Linked DNA regions of Mus musculus: regions 2 and 3 are each linked to region 1. Evidence: chromatin loops called from intact Hi-C (ENCODE). Cell type or tissue: gastrocnemius. All regions are shown on one strand. Links, peaks and the distances in the headings refer to the core of each region. The heading gives the core; the rest is flanking DNA. Region 1 holds the start of Rhebl1 (Ras homolog enriched in brain like 1). Region 2 overlaps Gm41396 (a long non-coding RNA gene). Region 3 has its middle 8.5 kb from the start of 4930578M01Rik.

What was found. A loop is a pair of places that touch in the nucleus more often than their neighbours do. Peaks named below come from ENCODE experiments on the same cell type or tissue, not always from the same donor. Only the 100,000 strongest peaks of a DNase experiment are listed, where the experiment ranks them.
Region 2: a loop joins it to region 1, with 4 times the contacts of the local background. A loop is called at or near these places in 18 of 42 quality-filtered maps.
Region 3: a loop joins it to region 1, with 4 times the contacts of the local background. A loop is called at or near these places in 17 of 42 quality-filtered maps.

Annotation. Positions count from the first base shown.
Region 1 is chr15:98,874,404-98,881,703 of GRCm38, reverse strand. It overlaps Rhebl1 (Ras homolog enriched in brain like 1), which reads left to right and starts at 290. Exons shown (of 8, transcript NM_026967.4): 1 at 290-554; 2 at 1,125-1,196; 3 at 1,860-1,927; 4 at 2,217-2,299; 5 at 2,389-2,445; 6 at 2,649-2,696; 7 at 3,170-3,251; 8 at 3,407-3,944. The coding sequence starts at 503. The coding sequence ends at 3,499. It also overlaps a transcript of Dhh not described here. In gastrocnemius, for the core only: a CTCF peak has its summit at 4,172 (motif pointing left); a DNase peak (open chromatin) is centred at 4,172.
Region 2 is chr15:98,924,194-98,931,493 of GRCm38, reverse strand. The region is part of intron 2 of Gm41396 (a long non-coding RNA gene); the gene reads right to left. It overlaps Tuba1b (tubulin, alpha 1B), which reads left to right. Exons shown (of 4, transcript NM_011654.2): 4 at 1-65. Among named protein-coding and RNA genes, the nearest start is that of Tuba1b, 6.5 kb to the left of the region's middle. In gastrocnemius, for the core only: a CTCF peak has its summit at 2,663 (motif pointing right); a DNase peak (open chromatin) is centred at 2,707; H3K4me3 peaks cover 526 bases; H3K27ac peaks cover 1,001 bases.
Region 3 is chr15:98,990,848-98,998,147 of GRCm38, reverse strand. No RefSeq gene overlaps it. Among named protein-coding and RNA genes, the nearest start is that of 4930578M01Rik, 8.5 kb to the right of the region's middle. In gastrocnemius, for the core only: CTCF peaks have their summits at 4,045 (motif pointing right) and 4,941 (motif pointing left); DNase peaks (open chromatin) are centred at 4,048, 4,622, 4,932 and 5,478; H3K4me3 peaks cover 1,604 bases; H3K27ac peaks cover 1,558 bases.

The sequences.
Region 1 (7,300 bases), core at 2,977-5,476:
TTTTGTATTTTCACAACAGGTGTTTTCCATCTGAGAGTCCCAGCTTCTTTGGCTAGGCAGCAAGTACCTCTAGGACCCCGGGTTCCTTTCTCTTTCTTTATGAATGAACAGGCTCAGGTCTACGCATGTGCAGCTCCCAAAGATCCCGCTCCACGTGAGGCCCGCCCTTCCCTCCTGTGGGTGACTCCGCCCTCCTCTATTCTAATAGACCAATGGGGAGCAGCATGTGGGGCGGAGCCGGGAGCCGCCCGGCTAGGTATCCCGCTCGTCTTGTCCCCTCCCCTGCCCCCCCCCCCTCGCCCAGCTCCCTTGCGTACAGCCGCTGTGTTGTGATCACGTGGGCTGCCCCGGGCGCGCGGCTTGTTTTGGTTTTCCTTGGCTTGCCGGGCGTAGCTTCAGCGAGCTACTCTTCTTCCCAGAGTCCACCTCGGCCTGCACCTCGGCTGATCTTCGGGTTCCCTCGGCCCGCACTCCTACGAGCCCCGCGGGGCGGCGTCCTGTCATGCCGCTGGTGCGCTACAGGAAGGTGGCCATCCTAGGGTACCGCTCCGTAGGTAAGTCCCCGCCCTCCCGAGAGCACGGTTGCTTTGTGGCCAGAAGAGGCGCGCTGTCGCGGAGATGTGACACGAGGACCCAATGTGGCCTGGGAAGAAGTCGGTTTTGCTGCCAGGAGATGGAAGGGTGGAGGGATGCTGGAAGAGGAGCGCGCAAGGGTTAAAGTGTACCGGGCTGTGGTTGCACCAGTCGTCCCCGCGTTGCTCTCTCTGGGAGCGGGGGTGGGATCAGTATTTGAAGGTGTGGTGGAGATCTCTGCCGGCTAGACACTTGCAAGTGTCCTTGGCCTGGTGCACTAGATCCCGGGGAATCTTTTTCAAAGGGTGAGATGGGGTGGGGCAGGAAAGGGCTTCCTGAAGCGTCACTGAATGCATCGAATCACCAAAACGTCGCGGAAATCTACTTGTTAGGATGATGGTAATAAAAGACAAAGGGTAAGCATTGCTTGGGAGCTCCCACAATCTGGGATGCTGATGTGAGGTGCCCTTTGGTCCTGGCCACAGTCCGAAAGGACAAAAGGTGTAAATATGGATGGATGACTATATTACAACAATCTTTGGTCCTTAAAGGGAAGACATCTTTGGCACATCAATTTGTGGAAGGCGAGTTCCTGGAAGGCTACGATCCTACAGTGGAGAATAGTAAGTAGTTGCATCCCCCCCCCAACACCCCCCACCACTTTGTTTTTTGTTTTGAGACAAGGTTTCTTTGTGTATCCTTGGCTGCTAGAACTAGCTTTGTAGACCAGATTGGCTTCGAATTCAGAGATCCTCCTGCCTCTGCCTCTGGAATACTAGGATTAAAGGCGTGCGCCACTACCACCTGGCATGAGTAATTTTCTTTAGTGTGAAGGGGATGGAACCTAGATAGACTGGGTGCCCTCTCAAACTCCATAATTTGAGATTTCTTTGTTGCAAAGAGGATGGTTTGTTTATAGGGTCCACTAATCAGCTCTGGGAGTCCCATTCTAGTGTCTAGAGCGTGGCGTTTGTGCCGTTCTAGACCAGGATAGTATAGATCAAGAGGTTCTCAGTCTCTGAGTTGAGACCCCATTTGCAACCCTGTACCTCCAAAAATATGTACATTGCGGTTCACGACGATAGCGAAATCATAGCTATGAAGTAGCAACAAAAATAATTTTATGGTTGAGGATCAAGCATTAGGAAGGTTGAGAACCACAGGTGTGGCTGAAGACAGTAAGTCAGTGTGTCACTCCTGGGGTCAGGACTGTATCGGAACACACATCACTGGGACCACAAAGCACCTCACAGTCAAGAAGCTTTCTTCTTTGTTTGTTTTTCCAGCTTACAGCAAGACAGTGACTCTTGGCAAAGATGAGTTTCACCTACATCTGGTGGACACAGCAGGGCAGGTACCAGTTGCGGTAGGGTGTCCAAATGTTATAGTTCAGCCCTAAATTATAAAGTCTGGTAGTGTGTGTGTGTGTGGGGGGGGGGGGGTTCATGTGGGATGTAGTATGAAAAGAAAGGCATTGAGCTGTTAGCAGTGTGCAGGGCTCAGTGGAGCTACTTCATAAAAATTTGTTTGATGGAAGAGACCGGAGCGAGGAATGTCCCGGGAGGGTCACTCGTGTGCTATGCCACTGGCTTACGCCGTTTGAAGGCATGGGTGTACATACTCACGTTTTTGTTTGCTGCTAGGATGAGTACAGCATTCTGCCCTACTCGCTCATCATCGGGGTCCATGGTTACGTTCTTGTATACTCGGTTAACTCTCTGCGCAGGTACGCACGGAGGTTTTTGAGTGGGGGCTTGTCAAGACTGGGCAGTTATCCTAGAACTAAAACCCTAGCTCTGTTTCTTATGTTTGAAGCTTTCAGATCGTTAAGAACCTGTACCAAAAGCTACACGAAGGCCACGGTAAAACCCGGTAAGTGGCTTTAGGACATAGAGACCTGAGGGTGTGGAAGGAAGCGAAAGGGTGAGTGAACTCTTCAAGGAGGCTAGACCTAGATCACAGTTGGCTTGTTTGGGAATCATCTGGCCTTGATGGAGTTGGAGTAGCTGGGGTCCATGGAGGATGGGGAAGGGGATCTTACAAGCATAACTGTAGCAACTGCTTTGTCATCCCAGGCTGTCGGTGCTGCTTGTGGGGAACAAGGCAGATCTCTCTCCTGAGAGGTGGGTAAGACTCCGCTGCTCAGGCAATGGAAAGTGACTTGTATCAGGGATCAATCGAGCTGTAGTCCTTCCCAGCTCTGATGCTTGACTGAAGCAATTTTACATCTTGATTGGTTTTTCGAGACGGGATCTTCACCACATAGCCCAGGCTGTCCTTTAACTCCAGGTCCTCTAGCTTTCCAAATAGTGCTCGCTGAGAATGTAGTGGTGGGTCACCGTGCCTAGCTGGTCCCCGAGCTTTTCATCCTAACTTTGAAGGTCACTTAAGGATAATCCTATCATAATTTATATTTCAGTTTTGCATTTACATATCATGCTTTTGTTTACGTATATTTTCTCTTTCTTCACCTCCTCAAACCTTGGGGGAGGGGTTGTGAATCATCAGAAGGAATCTAAACCCTAGAGATTTTTCAGAGAACTTGCCGACGTTGCTATCTGCTTTCCATCTTGGTGTGTTCCAAATCTGCTTCCAGAGAGGTGCAGGCAGTTGAAGGGAAGAAGCTAGCAGAGTCCTGGGGTGCGATGTTTATGGAGTCGTCTGCTCGGGATAATCAGGTGCTGAACTTAAAGATTGGACCCAGGGGCAAGGCTAACCGTGTTTTCCTACATGCTGATTGGTGGTGGGGATAGTTAGGAAGCGCTGTTTGCCTTGGGGCTGGATAGTATCGGCTCTGACCCAACTGATTGACTGCTGATCTTATTCCTTATAGCTAACTCAAGATGTCTTCATCAAAGTCATCCAGGAGATTGCCCGGGTGGAGAATTCTTATGGACGACAAGACCGCCGATGCTATCTTATGTGAACTCTTGGCATGGAATAACTGCCCTGTTTCTGCCGCAGACATTGTCTAACCCGCAGCAGTGGGGCAGACCCTCAGGATATAACTGCTATGGTTGCCAACTATGTCCCCTGTCCTCTGGGCACACAGTATGGCACTCTTATTTTTGCACACTCATCCCAGGTTCTGGTAGCCTGGATGTTAATGTTTACAAAGGGGCAAGATGTCTCAGGGACCCTGGCTTCTAACTCCTTGGTTTTCTAAACCAATTTTTACAGTCTGTACAGTAGGGATATGAGTCTTGTGCATTGATTACCCAGGACCCACCCTCCTGGGTAGGTTTTGGGTGTTGGTTGGGTAAGGGTGTTTGGTTCCTTGGCAGTTCTGAAGTAGAACTGTCTGCTGGGGTAACAATGTATATTTCCAAATAAACTGAGAAATCTTTTGTTGACGTTTGTGTCTGGAGAGAGCTGAGGACTGGTGGCTTCAGTATTTAGTATTCACTCTTGTCTTTCTCCTCACTAAGGACCCCACCCTAAGACTTAACCACTCGCCTTTTTTCATCTATTTTGATGTTTCTTTTTTGTTTGTTATATTTTTTTTTTTTAACTTCACCAAGATCTGTTGGGCTGCCCCACCCATCTAAGTTTGTGGGTCCTGAAGATCCCCTTAACTACAGATATACTGCCCTCTAGTGGCTAAATGCCATATGCCATCCGACTAGCTGTTGTCCTGAGACCATGACATTTGCTGTGTCCCCTCATTTCTAATGATGTCAAGGAGAGTAGAGGTGGAGACTAAAAGTGTGTGATAACCCATGAGAATTGAGAAAAGAATGTGCTTGGCGTACATGTGATCTGGCAACCCAGATGTGCCTAAGCCCCCTCCTTCCCCCACCCCCCATCCCTCTGTGGGGTTTCTCTGTGTAGTCCTGCCTGTCCTGGAACTCTATGTATGCACTGCTTACTAAGAGCCTTGTCCCTTTGATATAGCAGGCATTTTTCCTCCTGCTATATCAAAACATCTAGTCATGTTTGGAATTGTGGTATATATTTTAGGTGTTAAAGATTTGTTTTTGTCCTTTCAGTGTCGGTCACAGTAGGATGGCTGTTTGCTAGTAAGGTGTAGGTCTTTTTTTTTTTTTTTTTTTCTGAGACAGGGTTTCTCTGTGTAGCCCTGGCTGTCCTAGAGCTCTTTGTAGACCAGGCTGGCCTCGAACTCAGAAATCCGCCTGCCTCTGCCTCCCGAGTGCTGGGATTAAAGGCGTTCGCCACCACTGTCCGGCTCTTCTTTACTTTTTAAATTATGTGTTTGCATGTGAATACAGGTACCTGAGGAGACCAGAGGCATCAGGTTCCTTGGAGCTGTAGTTACTGGTGGTTATAAGCCACTGAACATGGGCACTAGACACTGTACATGGGTCCTAGGCACAAGCAGTGTGTACTCTTAATTGCTGAGCTGTCTCTCCAACCCTCACTGTCTGCCTTGACTATTCACAATTCATTCTCAAAGAGAGTTGTAAGGGTGACCTAAGAGCCACCATAGCATAGTAGAGGACAAAGACCTCTGCTGACTGCGAGAAGCTGAAGTACTCAATCAGCCTGACTTCCCATTTGAAGTATTGTTGAGTAAGCTTCAGAAGCTGGGTGTTGTGGCATACACGCGTGTGCGTGCGTGCAAACACACACACACGTATACACACACCCCTGTAATCCTAGGGTTTGAAGGCTGAGGCAGGAGGCCATCCTGGACTGTATATATAGAGGTTACATACTAGCCAAATATTCTACCACTGAGCTCTAGCTTCAGTCCTTTTGTAAAAGTGTGGTGTGTATCTGCCATAACATGCAAATGGAAGTTAGAAGGCAACTTGCAAGAGTTGATTCCTACATTGTGGGCCCTGGGGCTCAGACTTAGATCTTCAGGTCTGGCAGCAAGTGACTTTTATTCATTGAGCCATCTTGTCATCTTGTCAGCCCTTTAGAGAGTTTTTTTTTTTTTTTTTTAAGATTTATTTATTATATGTAAGTACATTGTAGCTGTCTTCAGACACTCCAGAAGAGGGAGTCAGATCTTGTTACAGATGGTTGTGAGCCACCATGTGGTTGCTGGGATTTGAACTCCTGACCTTCGGAAGAGCAGTCGGGTGCTCTAACCCACTGAGCCATCTCACCAGCCCCTAGAGAGTTCTTTTTGATTGTTTGTTTTGAGGCAAAGTTTCTCTGTGTAGCTCTGGCTGCCCTGGAACTGATTCTATAGACCAGGCTGATCTCCAACTCAGAGATTTGCCTGTCTATGCCTCCCAAGTATTGCAACTAAAGGCATGTGACACTACCACCAGCTGCCGGACACCACTTTTTTTTTTTTTAATAAGATTTGTTTGTTTATTTTATGTATATGAATAAATTGTAGCTGTCTTCACACACTCCAGAAGAGGACATTGGGTCCCATTACAGATGGTTGTGAGCCACTGTGAGATTGCTGGGAATTGAACTCAGAACCTTTGGAAGAGAAATCAGTGCTCTAGACTGCTGAGCCATCTTTCTAGCCCCAGACTTACTAATTTTTTATCTTTGAGTGTTTTGCATACATGCTTGTCTGCAACAGGGGTGTGCTTGGTGCCTATAGAGTCCTTTATCCATTTGGTCATCTCTGTGCCTTGTATACCTTTGGAATTGTGTTAAAGAAAAAGTCAGGGGGCTAGAGATATGGTTCAGCGGTTAAGAGCACTGCCTGCTCTTCCAGAGGTCCTGGCAACCACATGGTGGCTCACAACCATCTGTAATGGGGATCCCATGTCCTCTTCTGGTGTGTCTGAAGACAGAGATAGTGTACTCACATACATGAAATAAATCTTAAAAAAAAAAGAAAAAGAAAAAGAAAAAGCCAAAAGAGGGCATCAGGTCCCTTGGAATTAGAGTTACAGACTATTGTGAACCACATGGGTGCTGGGAATGAAACCCAGGTCCTCCAGAGGAAAAAGTACTCATTAACCCCTGAGCCATCTCTCCAGTCATAAATACTTGTTTTGTTGGTGCATGTTGGTGCATGCCTTTAATCTCAGCACTTGAGAGGCAGAGGCAGGGAGATCTCTGAGTTTGAGGCCAGTCTGGTCTACAGAGTGAGTTCCAGGACAGCCAGGGATACACAGAGAAAAACCTGTCTTGAATACACAAAACAAAGACTTTTTTTTTTTTTTTTCTGTGAATGTTTTTTTTAGTGTTTTGCCCATTGTATATCTAAAGGCCACATGTGAGCAGTGTCCTCTGAGGTCAGAGGAGGACATCAGGTCTCTTGGAAATGGAGTTAGGGATGGTTGGTGTGAGCCACTCAGTAGGTTCTGGGAACCAAACTTAGGTCTGCTGGGAGATCAACCAGGGAGTGCTCTTAGCCACTGAACAGTCAATCACCCCAGCCTCTGAATTACAGATTCCAGGTTGTGAATCACAGAATGTGAAAACAAGCATGGTTCTTTTCTTCTTCTCTTCTTCTTCTTCTTCTTTTTTTGGTTTTTTGGAGATAGGTTTCTCTGTATAGCCCTGGCTGTCCTGGAACTCACTCTGTAGACCAGGCTGGCATCGAACTCAGAAATCTGTCTGCCTCTGCCTTCCGAGTGCTGGGATTAAAGGTGTGCGCCATCACTTCCCAGCTTAAGCATGATGCTTCTTTTAGAGATTTTTGTGGTTCTTTTGATGAGACTGTGTGTGTGTGTGTGTGTGTGTGTGTGTGTGTGTGTGTGTGTAACAGGTGTGCTGTGGTGCAGGTGTGGAGGTCAGAGGACAACTTTCAGGAATCCACTATGTGGGTCCTGGCTCAAACTCATGA
Region 2 (7,300 bases), core at 1,715-4,214, 51 kb before region 1:
ATGTCTTCTCCATGTTGTACCTCTTAAGTTTTCCATGATGTCTCAAAGTAAAAGCTTTAAGAAAAGAGTTTTGTTTCTGGATACTTTGTTTCAGATCCTGTAGCTCAGATGAGCCTAGGCCTGCCTCGCTAATTGCAATCCCCTGTGATAGTCATTATAGGTAACCGCTCAGCTGATTCATTGCCTCTTGGGTACTAGGGGAGCACTAGACTGAGAAAGTCTGTATGGCATGGGAGCTTTGCTTGACTCCACGCTACCTAAAATACTTGCCAAGATGTCAAGTGATCCTTAAGGCTGGTTGTGCACTTACTTCCATTGAGGCCAGGCTGACACAGGGCATGGAGGGTGTGTTGTTTGAACTGCAAATATCTTGAGAGTGGTATGAATTCCAATTAGCCCTGATTCCAGTTTGAGGATTGGGGTCTACCAAAAGGCATGAAGTCTAAGAGTTTTTGTCCCTTACTGCTAAGGTAAAGTCTACAGGGGTGACAGTTAACTGGTCATTTCCTACTAGGAAAGAGCCAAAGGAAGAGTACACTGTCTACAGGATGTGGGAACACTGGTAAATGATAAAAGTACTCCCATTTATACCACTATGAGGATATTTGGTACTTGGGATTGAACAAAGGGCCCCAGACATGAAAGACAAGTGATAAACCTGCTGTTATACTCTACTTATTTTGCGATGTCTTAGTTATCTATGCTGGTCTTGTTATCCATTTTGGTATGTAGCCCAGGGTTGCTTCTGCCTCCCAAGTGTGGGATTAGAGGCCAAAAATAAAAGCTGGATGACCAGGAATACAAGGCCAGCCTGAGCTGTAATGACCCTGTCCCAAGAAAAGCAAGCAAACTAGGTATTTGGCTTATGCTGAATATTCGGAGGAAGATGCCCTTGTGCTTGCTAACCAGCAAGTCTGACCCAGTCTAAATCCCACTTCGGACTGAGAGACTTTGTCTCAAAAACCATTGTACAAAAACCAAGGTAGAGGCTAACAAATGACCTAGTAGAGGACCCAAGTTCACCCAAGCACCCACATCTAGTTATTTTACTAGCTCCAGCTCCAGGGAGATCTGGTCCCTATGCCTTCTGGAGGCTGCAAATTCTCCACATGTGTACATATAATAAGTCTAAAGCACCCAAAACAAGGTGGACAATGCCTGTGAAACAACATTGGGGTGACCTCTGGCCACACATGTGCACAGTTTTGTATGAGCATGCACGAGTTCACACACAGATACAGAACGTCTTCACAAGAGAGATTGTGCCAGGTGTGGTGGCACACACTTTTAATCTCAGCGTGCAAGAGGCAGGGGCAGGTGAATCTCTTGAGTTCAAGGCAGTCCTCTGTGAGTTCCGAGTTCCGGGACCACATAGACCCTGTCGTAAAGCAACACCTTTGGGGATGCAGAAGTGCATCTGTAGCTTAGTTTGTGGGATGTTTGCCCAGCATTCATGAAGCCTTGGGTTTGAGCCCCAACACTGCATTCATCCTGGCATGGTGGCTGAGGCCTATAATCTCAGGACTCAAGGTGGAGGCAGGAGGATCAGGCAGAAGTTGATCAGGGTGCAGTGCCTGGCGACGATGCCTGTGACCCAGAGGAGGCTGAAAAATTATTAAATCTTGATTTTCCCTCTTAAGCCCGGTTTGTTGTAGTTACCATTTTGAGGTTTTGTTTTTTGTTTTTTTTTCATGATAGGGTTTCTCTGTGTGTAGCCCTAGCTGTCCAGCTCTGTAGTAGACCAGGCTAGCCTAGAGCTGAGAGAGATCCTGCCTCTGCCTCTGCCTCTGCCTCTGCCTCTGCCTCTGCCTCAGGCTAGATGCTGGGATTATAGGCATCTGCCACTACACCCTGGCTTTTTTTTTTTTTTTTTTAATTTATGGCAGTCCTTCTGCCTCAGCTTCCCAAATACTAGGATTACAGGAAAGTACAAGTGTTCGTGGCCATCTTAAGATCTTTATTGTTTATAGTCAATGTGCATTTTAAAGGTTTGTAAAACTCCCACATTCTCCTTCCAGCTCACATCCTCTTTAAGCAGCCTCTGGAGAAGGGGAGTCCTGAGGGGTTGGGGTCAGAGAGAGACTTGGCTCTTGTTCCGTCCTGACGCTCCATCCCCTTCTGGGCCCATTTCTTCCTTTGCACTGTGGATTTCCATTGTGCTTTGCTCACAGGAGTTAACAGCACCCTGTCAGGCCCTGTAGCTGTGGAAGCCAGAGATGGTTCCCTTCTTCCAACATATGGATTGTGAGAATCAAACTTAGGTGATCGAACTTGGCATCTCATTAGCCTTAACATTTGCTAAAAACAAAACAAAAACAACAAACAAACAACAAAAACCACAGCCTGCTAAAATGCGTTCAGAGCTCAGCGTTCTTCACCTTCCGCCTAAGGTCATTGTTAAAGTGGGAGGACTCGGGTTACTCATCTCACAGATGACACATTTAATTGGCAAGCAAGGAAGATGATACCACAGCTTTGGGTCCAGGTTTAAATATTGCCTGTTAAAGGATTAGAGCGAATACGGGTCTTTCAGCCTTAAGGAGGTCCATGCTGTGATCCAGGGTAGACATTCAGGATTTCATCACGGAAGGCAGGAAGAACCTTTCAGTCTGAGACTGCGGAATGAGAAGACATCCACCCCTCCCATTCCCATAAAGTGCCTAGCAAATTCCTTAATGCCCTGCAGATGGCACCACCGACAAGGAGTTCTCTGTCCAGGAAAGCCAAGCCAAGCCAAGCCTTGGGAACTCAGCCTGCCCTTGCCATCACCTTGGAGGTAAGGCTCAAAAAAATGCAGCAAACAGGAAGTGACCCACGGGGCATGCCTAGCATTCACGGCTTGTCAAATTTTGTTTTGGCAGCTACTGGAGGAAGCCGTGCCTGGTGTTCCATCACAGTGAATGAAGCAACCTCATACCCAAGAAGTTTCTCGACCTGAGACCCAAACTCTCCACTCCTACTCCAGGACAATAGTAAAAAAAAAAAAGGGGGGGGGTATGTCGGACTTTTGAGATAGCATTGAAAATGTAAACGAGGAAAATACCTAATAAAAAAAATTAAAAGAAAAAAAGAAAAAAAAGGCATGGCTTCTGGGTCAACAGGAACTAAAGAAGAGAATGTGGCTATATTAACTAAACTAAACTAAACTCAATACTGATACAAAGAAATAATCACTAGGGCTGGAGAGATGGCTCAGAGGTTAAGAGCACTGGCTGCTCTTCCGGAGGTCCTGAGTTCAAATCCCAGAAACCACATGGTGGCTCACAACCATCTGTAATGGGATCCATCTGATGCCCTCTTCTGGGGTGCCTGAAGACAGCTATAATGTACTTATATAAATAAATAAATAAATAAATTATTCTAAAAAAAAAGTCATAGGTCATCTTTAAAAAAAAAAAGAAAGAAAGAAAAAAGAAATAGTCACTGGTGGTCATCTCCAGGCTGCTACTGTTGACACTGTGTTGCTAGAACTAGCTTCTTCCCCTCTGCCACTCTCAACTGACAGCTTGTGGATGCTGTGTTCCAGTGTTCAGAGGAAGAGTTTGAATGAGGAAGGCAGAGGTGCTGAGCAGTGGTGGTGTATGCCTTTTATCTCGGAATGTGAGAGGCAGAGGCAGGTGGATGGATCTCTGTGGATTCCAGATCTATGAGTTCCAGGACACCCAGGACTACACAGAGAAACTCCCTGTCTTGAAAACTGAAAAACGAAACAAAAAGTAAGAAAAGAAAGCAGAGTCATATCCCTCATCTTGTGTTCTTGTGCGCAGGAGTGTGTGTGTGTGTGTGTGTGTGTGTGTGTGTGTGAATGCTGGGCAATCATTCTGACAACTGAGCTACAGTCCCAGCCCTTCTTTGTCTTTTTATTGGCTCTGTGGATGAACTCAGGGCGTTGTGCATACCACGCAGGCACCCTTGCACTGAACCAAGTATGAAATGAAAGCAGGTTTCATCCAAATGGAGGTTTTCTTTAATATCCTTTTAAAGAAAAGGATTGTAAGCACTTTAATCGACTGAGGCAGGAGAGACAGGCTGAGAATCCTGGGACGGTGGAAAGCATGGACCTTCGTTCAGTGCTCACTGGTACTTTTTTTTCAGTTTTTGAGACAGGGTTTCTCTGCATAGCCCTGGCTGTCCTGGAACTCGCTCTCTAGACCAGGCTGGCCTTGAACTCAGAACCACCTGCCTCTGCTGCCTGAGTGCTGGGATTAAAGCTGTACTCTATCGCAACCACTCAGTGCTCAATGGTAGTTTTTGAAACTTAGAGAGGTAGAAATCCCTTTGGGGAATCTGGAGAGAGTGTGTTATCAAATTTGGGGTCACATCCTATGCCCCAAGTCAGGTGCCACCTGTCCTCAGTAGGCCAGTAAACATTAACAGCCATGTTAACAGTGGGAAGCCGAGTGAGGAGATTCATTCGGGGAGCTTTTGGCTAGTTTGGCTACACAGGAAGACCTATCACAGAAGGAAACGTAAGGTACTGGGCTTGCAGAGGGTTAAGTCACAGGTTGATGCCAGACTAGGCTATTTCTCCTAGATCTTCTAAGCTCTTTCTACTGCAGCTTGAATTTACACTGTACAGTTCTGACTTGACTAGCTGTATTGATACCTTTTTTTTTTCTTTTTTTTTTTTTATTTTTTTCTTTTTTCCTAGCCCTGGCTAGGGGGAATAACTATGTCACAAAGGTTGGATGGTTTCTCTGTGCAGCCCTGGCTGTCCTGGAAGTTGCTCTGTAGATCAGGCTAGCCTCGAACTCATAAAGATCTGCCTGTCTCTGCCTCCGAAGTATGAGTGCTGGGATTAAAGGTGTGTGCCACCACTGCCTAGCTCTAGCTCTGCATCATCATCATTATATCATCATTATCAAATTTTACTTTTGTTGGGTATGTAAGTTTGAAGCCAGCCTAGTCAACATGTTCTAGGCCAGCTAGAGTTACACGGTAACTCAAAACAAACAAACAAAGTGTGCATGCGCCTAAGGAAAGTCAGGCCAGAAGACGGCACTGGTTTTGCCTAGGACTAACGGTTACAGGTCGTGAGCTACCATGTAGGTGCTGGGAACTCGACCCAGGTCCTCTGCAAGAGCAACAAGTGCTCTCACCTGCTGAGCCATCTCTGTAGTCCTGGGCATTTTGCCTTCTAAAGTGCACTTCAGGCCAGATTGTAGTGTTATATTTCCATAATTCCAGCACTAGAGGCTAGCCTGAGTTACACAGCGAGACCTTGTCTCAAAATAAGTAAAACAGGCTCAAAATCAGTTCTCCGTAGATGTTCAATGTATACTCAGATTCCATAATAATTAGTGCCTGTGAGAGTCGGAGGCAGGAGGACCTCCATTCTTGCGCGCACCGGACTCGACCAGCAAGAACTACGCTGCAACAGGATCCTTCTGCACACGTTTATTGGGAGAGCTTGATTGCAGAGGCGAAAAGACTTCGAGCCCAGAACTGGTGCTGCTTTTATAGGCCTAGGAGAGGCGTGTCTCATACCCGGATTGGTTATGCACTAAGCCTCATTTGCATGTTCCTCATCTGATTGGCTACTCTCTCTTAGTACCTTACAGAACCTCATTATCATATCTCATTTGCATGTCTCACATCCGATTGGTTATACTCTCAGTACCTTACAGAACCTCATTATCATGCCTGGGCCAGGCAGTGTTTTTGCAAAAAACTTTCCTGCATATGTACACATTGGTTGTTTGTCCAATCTTATGCGTGGTGGCCAGCAGTAGTCAGTGCCACTCAGCAACGGCACATGTGGCTTCCCACACTCCATGAGTTTGAAGATGATAGCCTAGACTACATAGTTCATTTCTAACCAGCCTGGGCTATGGAGTACAGCCCTGACTTAAAACAAAAAAAGTGAGGTCTGGAGGGCTGGATTATAGATCAATGGTAGAGTGTTTACCTAGCATGTACTAGCAGGTCCTGGATTGGATCCCCAGCACAGGCAAAAAACAAACAAAAAATTCTGACTGGAAGGTGAGATAAAGTGTAGTATAGCTCAGAACAACAGACTAGTAGACTCAGAACCTAAATCTTTTGATTATTAATAATGCTGGCTATTTTTTTTCTTCCTATGTTTGCAAATGTTTGTCCTTGGGTATGTACAGCAGGTCAAAAGCTAAGAAAATCACTTAGTTCAAGACAAACATGATTCTCTAGAGAAGTCTATATGGGAGAAGGCCAGCAAATTAATATACGCAAGTTAAATCCAACTATGGCAACTTCTGATAACATGAAAAAACAGGTTGCTTGGGCTGGTGAAATGGCTTTAGCCTAAAGTGACAAATCTGAAGACTTGAGCATGAGTCTCAAGACCCACAAGATAGAAAGAGCCCAGTCCTGGAAGTTGTTCTTTGACCTCCATACATTACAGTGCCATGAATGTGCCTGGACATATATACAAAACAATTTAAAAATTAAAAAGTGGGTTGCTTTAGATAAGGTGGTGAGGGAGACGACCATGAACTGTAAAATTTAAACCAGGAGATAAATGGGTGAAAGATCAGACATTTCAAGGCCATCCTGGGTTAGGGAGCCAGCCAGGAGCGAGCTGGGAGTGATCTACAACAGATCCAGAGTCCTGAGGTCAGAAAGGGTGTGGAAAGGCCTCCTAAGGACTGAATAGAAGGCTGGAATGAGGACAACACCGGGTTACAGTAGAGAGGACCTAGATCTCAGATACAAAGTCTGAGCCAACAAAATAAATAGAAAATCTGGCAAGGTGTATGTGATGTGGGCTGTGGACCAGGGCACACATTCCAGCCCATCCAGAGAGCAGTAGATCTGCCCCTGATCTGGTGGTATATTGTTTGTTCTTTGGTTTTTGTTTTGTTGAGACAGGATTTTCTCTGTGTGGCACTGGCTATCCTGGAACTTGCCCTGTAGACCAGGGTAGCCTCCGACACAGATCTCTCTTTAAGAAACATTCTGGATCCCGGAGGTGGTGGTGCACACCTTTAATCCCAGCACTGGGGAGGCAGAGGCAGGTGGATTTCTGAGTTTGAGGCCAGCCTGGTCTACAGAGTGAGTTCCAGGACAGCCAAGGCTACACAGAGAAACCCTGTCTCAAAAAACCAAAAAGCGGGCTGGTGAGATGGCTCAGTGGGTAAGAGCACCCGACTGCTCTTCCGAAGGTCAGGAGTTCAAATCCCAGCAACCACATGGTGGCTCACAACCATCTGCAATGAGATCTTGTGCCCTCTTCTGGGGTGTCTGAAGACAGCTACAGTGTACTCATATATAATAAGTAAATCTTAAAAAAAAAAAAAAAAAAAAAGAAACATTCTGGGCTAAT
Region 3 (7,300 bases), core at 3,076-5,575, 120 kb before region 1:
AATCCCCCTCTCCAGTTACACAGTCCAGGATCCACCAGGGAATGAATGGGCCCCGCTGCACACACAATGGATCCGGCCTCAAGGCAACCGAGAGAATCTTCCAGAGGCATACCACCAAGGGTGCCCATCTTTGTTGTCTATCAAGCTGACAATTAGCATTAACATCACAATGAGGATTGTTTATTGGTTTGCTGTGATACAAAGAATGTGTTTTATCAAACCCTCAGAAAGTAAGTTTGGGCTCTTTTCCATTTCTCTTATTTTTCTATTTGAGACAGGGTCACACTCTCTAGACAAGGCTGACCTAGAATTCACTATGTAGCTAAGGATGGCCTTGAACTCTTACACCTCCTGAGTGCTAGGATTGCAACTATGTCACCATCATACTTGGCTTAGGTGGTGCTGGGGCTCAAACTCAGGACTTCCTGCATGTTAGGCGAACACTCTACCCACTGAGCCACACCACGGCCCCCCACCAGAGTCCTTACAAGTTGCCTTCTCTGAGCTGAGCAGCATTTTGGACCCTGTACCTTTTCATTAGGGATTTACACATGCCGTACTAACTACGGTCTCTGTAGACAGGTATGCCTTGAGCTTGAGAACTTCCTACTCCTACTGTAACAGGGCTGCGGGTCTTAGCACAACTGACTCCGTACCATTCAGGCTGTAGAACTCAGCACTTAGACAGCACCACCTGCCAAAACTAAAACAAAGACCTAATCCATCAACGTCCATAGCTCTGGGAAAGTCTCTAAATGTACTAAGCTTGCTTTTTGGCTTCTGTAGTTCTGCTCCTGGCTAATTGTTCTTGTTTACCGAAGGATGTCGATCCAGGACATGGTTTTTGTGCTTAAAAGCTTACCTGAGAAAGGCTTAGTGCTACGGTGGGATTTGAACACCCAGTATAGTCTCTGCCAGCTAATAAAGACTTTCTATTGGCTTACATCCCTGTCTCACCGGTCTTCTCTGGTGGATGCCCCCACGATACTGCCTCAGCCTCCCTAGTAGCTGTGATCAGAAGCCTGTCCCACCAGGCCTGGCTCTTGCCAGCTCCATTCTGGAAAGCAACCACAGATCATCAGCTCCCACCTCTAAGATTTCACGGTTCCTTTCCAACCAGATGGCATTTGGCTTTGCTCTGATCAGCCCCAAACTGGGAGCTTCCTCACAAGGACTGAAATGACGCCTCTGTTTTTACTCCACAATGCAGCATTTTGAAAAGCCTTCTTCTTCAAACCTTTCCTGTAATCAAGAATCATGCCTGGGGCTGAGGAGCTGGGTCAGCGGTTAAGAGCGCTAGACGCTCTTCTAGAGGACCTGGGTTTGACACCCACCACCCACGTGGCGGCTCACAACTGCCTGTAACTCCAGTTCTGCGGGTCCTGACACGTGAATAAATAATTAATAGTTTTTCGAGACAGGGTTTCTCTGTGTAGCCCTGGCTGTCCTGGAACTCACTCTGGAGACCAGGCTGGCCTCGAACTCAGAAATCCGCCTGCCTCTGCCTCCCGAGTGCTGGGATTAAAGCGTGTGCCACCACGCCCGGTAATAAATATGTTTAAAATTCCTCTCCACCTGGAGCCAGAGCTCGGGGATTTGAGACTTCCTGGGCCTGTGAGGTGGATCTAGGTTGGAAGCCCCATTCTACAAAGCAACAAAGGGCACATGGGTAAAGAAAATTAAAAGTACCTCCCATTTTTTAAAATTATTTTTATTATTTTTTATTTACATTATTATTCCAGAAAGTGTACCATGCCCTTGAGTTGGGAACACTATAGCAATATTTAATAATTGTATCTATTCCCATATGTAGAAAGCACTCAGGCAGCCTGCAGTGGAATGCCCCTAAGGGTTCCTGTTCCTTTTATAGCTTCTTGCTATCAGCTGAGACGGCGCCTGTTTTCTGAGGGTCGCTGACTCTCAGGATAACCTTTTCCCCTTGCAGTTTTCCTAGCTGCCTCTCTACCTGCTCCCTCCTTTTCCTCCAAGGACACAAAACCAGTCATTTTCATGGCTGCTATGCATTTATTGTTCCCTATATGATAAGCAGAGTGGAAACTCGATATAGAAGAGCATCCATGGGCTGGAGAGATGACTCAGCGGTTAAAAGCACTGACTGCTCTTCCAAAGGTCCTGAGTTCAAATCCCAGCAACCACATGGTGGCTCACAATCCCCCATAATGAGATCTGATGCCCTCTTCTGGGGTGTCTGAAGACAGCTACAATGTACTTACATATAATAATAAGTAAATCTAAAAGAAAAAAAAAAGAAGAGCATCGGTGCATAATTTATGGTTAGATGTTACCCTAGTGCTAAGGAAAATGAAGCAATGTTACCCCAAGTTTGGGGCTAGCCTGAGCTACACAGAAAGATTGTTTTAAAAGCCAAGCAAACTGACAAAACCCCTCTCTCATCTGCTGACAAGCCATTCAGCCCTTGCTAGAGGGGACATTTATTTCCCACTCTGTGTTCTTGGTGGCTGCTGAATCTTCTCCACGTGTCCCTTGAGAGGGCTAATGCTGCTAGCAGTGGATCCGACAGTCTCACCCTGCAGGGCCTAGTTATTGAAGAAGCAGAGGAAGCTCTTAGAACACACTGACTGAATATGGACGTTACCTGACAGGAACCCGGGATTTTGTAATCAGCTGGGCTCCTGCAGGCCACAAGGTTGAAGTTATTTCATCTCAGGAAAACCATTAAAAGCTCATCCCAGAATATAAAAACTTAGTCTTGTTCAAGGTGACCCTGAAGCGCCGGTGGTCAGAGCTCTGTGTTGTTAATATGTTTCCATTACCAAGGCTTCTGCAGCGGAACCCCGATTTCCCAGGTGGGTGGGCCAGTTTTAATCTGATCTACATTTCTGCTTTCCCCGGGTTTCCCCAAGTGGCTTCTGAATGTGTTGCAACAAAATTGCAAGGATGCTGAGTGAAGTATTTCAACTAAGCAATGTTTACGCGAAAGCCTCTGAATAAATGTGTTTGCAAATGGGCTTAGACCCTTGTGTGGAAAGGGCCTGCCTCTCCTAAATAGAAAAATCTTCAAGTAAATCAGATCTTACCCAAGAGTTTGAAAAACTGGAGGCAGGGCTTAATGAAGAGTTCCTAACCAGTACCCCGGAGCTCTTGACTCTAGCTGCATATGTATCAAAAGATGGCCTAGTCAGCCATCACTGGAAAGAGAGGCCCATTGGACATGCAAACTGTATATGCCCCAGTACAGGGGAACACCAGGGCCAAAAAGGGGGAGTGGGTGGGTGGGGGATTGGGGGGGTTGGTATGGGGGACTTTTGGGATAGCATTGGAAATGTAAATGAGGAAAATACCTAATAAAAAAGAGAGAGAGAGAAAAAAAGAGTTCCAAACCCCACCCAGGCTACCGCAGACCACCTTCAAGCTCCCAGCTCAATTTGCCACACTTTTACACTTCTTTCCTTCAGCAAAATCAGTCCGTTCAAGAGAACAAGGGAACGGTGACTTCGTCTGTCCCGGATACTCAGTTGTGTGCAGTGCTGAAAAACAAGCTTTTAGTTTTCAGCTAATGCTCAACATGGAGGCATATAATTAAGTGAATTCTGCCTCGTGCCATAGAGTATGTGACCCTGGGCTTACCTGTGACCATCATTCCCAAAGCATTTTTTCTATCAAAGGGCCAGTTTCATAGGGGTTTGTTTTGGTTTTGGTTTTTTCAAGACAGGGTTTCTCTGTGTAACCTTAGCTATGCTAGAACTCACTTTGTAGACCAGGCTGGCCTCGAACACACAGATCGCCTGCCACTGACTCCAGAGTACTAGAAATAAAGGTATGTGCCACACCTTCCCGGCTAAGTTATTATTATTTAGTGTTAGTGGTATGTATGTATGTATGTATGTATGTATGTATGTATGTATGTATGTATGTATGTATGTATGTATGTATTTGGTTTTGTATGAGCATGTAATACTGCCTTGGCGCTATTTCCTGGGCAAAAAGCGAGGTTTTCGCGACCAACCGCGACACCTTACTGATTCGACCTGCAAGTTCTTGCAGCAAGTCAGAGTGTCCAGCAGATGGCGCCACAGCTGAATTTTCTCCGGCTTTTGTGTATGCCATGCTTGTAGAAGGCAGGGGGAAACAAGATTAAAAAGATATTCTCATTTTCAGCATATAATGCCTTCTTCGTTGCGTCAGAGGCCTTTTTTTTTTTATTAGAACTGGTAAAATTAATGTTGAGGTCTTTTAAAAAGTTAATTGATAACAACTCAAAAAATGCAGGTTGGTTTTGTTTTGTTTTTGAAATATTTGCACTTTGTTCATTACATGTTCCACTTTTGTTTGTTTTTTTTTAAAAAAGGATTTATATGTCCCATATGTAGCTGTGTGTGTTTATGTGCTCCACCTACATAGAGGCTTGAAGTCACCTGATTTCTTAGAACCTGAGTAACAGGCAGTTGTGAATAGTGAGACCGTCGGTGCTATGGAGCCGAACCTTGTCCTCTCCAAGATCAGTAAGCACTCTTTACTGCTGAGCCGCTGCTCCACGCCTAAGTATTTGAGTGGGGGCATGTGTGCAGGGCAAAGTACCACTGTTTGCGGTGTGGTTTCCAAGTGTGCTCCAGGAATTACTCTCAATGAGCAGGGCCTGAGCTGCAAGCGCTTTTCTCCATTGAGCCCTTGGGCCTGCCCACGTTTTTCAAACAGTAGTAATCGCCACGGGAGCACAAAGGGGCTGGGGATACAGCTCAGAGGTAGAATTCTCGGCTAGGATCAATACTCGCCGTGTAAACGTATGAAACGTTAAAAAGAAATCAAGAGACGTTACATAAAAGAAGAGGCAGGATGGTCCAGAAACTTAAGCAATCGCCCAGGGTGACTTCCAAGGCGTGGCGGCGGTGAGCTCACCCGCTGCGACGGAAATGGCCTCGGAGGAAGCCGGGCGGTGGCCGCAGCGCGGGGACAGCGCCGCCTGCTGGTTACAGGCGACAAAGAGCTGGGCTCGCAGGGCGTGGACCCTGCACATTCCAGAGAGCTCACCAGGACCTTAGGAGCCAGGGACATAGCTGGAGCCGCCCCTCTGCCAGGAAGAGAAAGTTCGATGCCTGCTATAGTTAGGGAAGGCAGTCTCCCTGGGGGTTTTAGCGGCTTTAATTCCTAAAGCGAAAAAGGGTGGATTTGATTTGTATAACGTTGTCATTTTAGACCACTCCAGTGGAGGATGGCAAGCAGAACCTGATAGGGGTCCACTTTAATTTTATTTTATCCCTGTCTTAATGGGACTTGTCAAATATTAATGGGGCTTTAAGGCAGGCTTTAAATATGAGCAGGGAATTGCGTTTTAAACGTGGATGCGCTTGCCATTTCTGTCTGGCAATATTATTCTAGGAAGGTTGCAGTGAGGTTTCTGGAGTCCCGCCTCCTCTCCCCACTTCCGTTTTCTCTTCCCTCATTTGACAAGAGCCTCTGCACCCATCTCCTTAGAACACGTCACCATCATCCACTGGAAGTGGATTGTGGTACCACGTTTCTGTTTCTCCCCTATAGCTGAAGCCGGCAGAAAGATGACAGATTGCTATCTGCTCCTGAGCCTGCCTGGTTGCCGGGAACCAGGCAGGATGATGCTAACGCAGCTCTTACTGTGTTGCTTTCATTAAGTAGCAGGTGCTGTCTCATGGACAACCAACCCTGTGTTCACATTATTCGGTGATTAGGTCTTCCTTAGTATCTTCCACTCACAGCGACTGCTGATTTTAAAACTCTTTCCTAACTGCGTTTGACTTCTTGTAAGAGAATGAAGATCCACAGATGGGCGCTTTCATAGCACGCTTGCACCTGAAATTATGCAGTTGGCCAGGGCTGTCAGAGATCCAGGAGGCCACGCTTCCAACCTGAACTCTGAACCACTGTGATGCACTCTGGGGAGGGACAGGCATTGTCTTCAGCCTTGTACCCAAGCAGTTCAGACTGTTCCAGTGAACGCAGCAAACCAGCCTGTGGCCACAAAGGGAGCCCTGGCTAACTCAGTGGGCACAAAACAGAAACAATAAGAGGTCCCACAGACTGGGAGGGAAATAGAGAAGCTGGGTATAACAGTGATTAGAATGCACTGTGTATACATAGAGCTGATTTTGTTTGTTTGAGACAGGGTCTCATCATATAACTCTGGATGGCATTTGATCCATAGAGATTTATCCTTCTGCCTCTGGAGTGCTGGGGATTAAAGGCATGCGTTTCCACGTCCAGCTGTCTGAAATGGTAAAAGTCCCCATGGCAGGAAAAGTAGAAGGGATGCTATTTACTGGGTCCCTGTTTAACCTGAAGACCGTGATTCCCATCTCGGCTCATGTGTAAGCATTAATTATAGGCTCTTGTTCACAACGGCAGTGCCAGAAAAACCTGAATTAGGAGGTCAAAGGCAAGAGGAGGGAGAAAAGCTGGGTTAGTAGGTCCCTTAGGTGTCTGGGCTCCAAGCCCTCGCAATCCGGATCCATCCTGATGAGCACTAGGGGTTCTTTGTTTTGAGGACAAAGGGGGATATTTAGTAACTTTTAGTGAATCGGGCCAGGAAGATGTTTGACATTTGTTTATCTGCCGGGAGGAAGGAGGGGAAAGCCTCCCCTAACTGTACCTAAGTGTCCTTCAGCTAGAAGATACAAGAACAGAGAAGCTGAAAACATTAATACAATGCAGGCACACATCTCCCTGCCCGACCCTGGACTGTTGAACCAAAGGCTACTAAACTAAGCATGGACACGGCAGGGGCCTCCCTTGGAGGACTCCCCAGAGAACGTCTGCTCACACAAAGCCAAGCACTTCTGAGGGGGGAGGGGAGCGGGCTTTTTCTTCGTTAAGGAGAAGGCTCCTTCTCTTCTCCCCTCCTCCCTTCTCACCTGTCCCTTCCCCTTCTCCACCAGCTGGTCCCCTCTCTTAGGAGGAGTTGGCAGAATAAACCCCTCACCCCTGCTATCGGTCTTGGATCTTCTGGAGCCCTGAACTCCAGGAAAAGCAAGGTGGTCCGTCTATATTTAGAATTCTAACCTGCTGTGAGTTTTGTTTTTCTCCTTTAGTTGTGCAAAACCCAAAGCTTTGCAGCCCTGCCTAAATCAGCAGCACTCCCACCTTTTGAAAATTTGAATCTGAGCTCCCAAGCAAAATTTCCTAAGTGTGTCCTTTCTCCTCAAAATGAAATAAAACACAAAGACTGCCTTCGGGAAGAGGCAACTCAGTACAGATCCTAAGCTGTAGCTGTTTCGGGAGAGAAAGAGCCCCCCGGAGCCCTCCCTTCTGCCACCACACCCTTGGCCGCTTTTCATCTGCAAAATCAGTG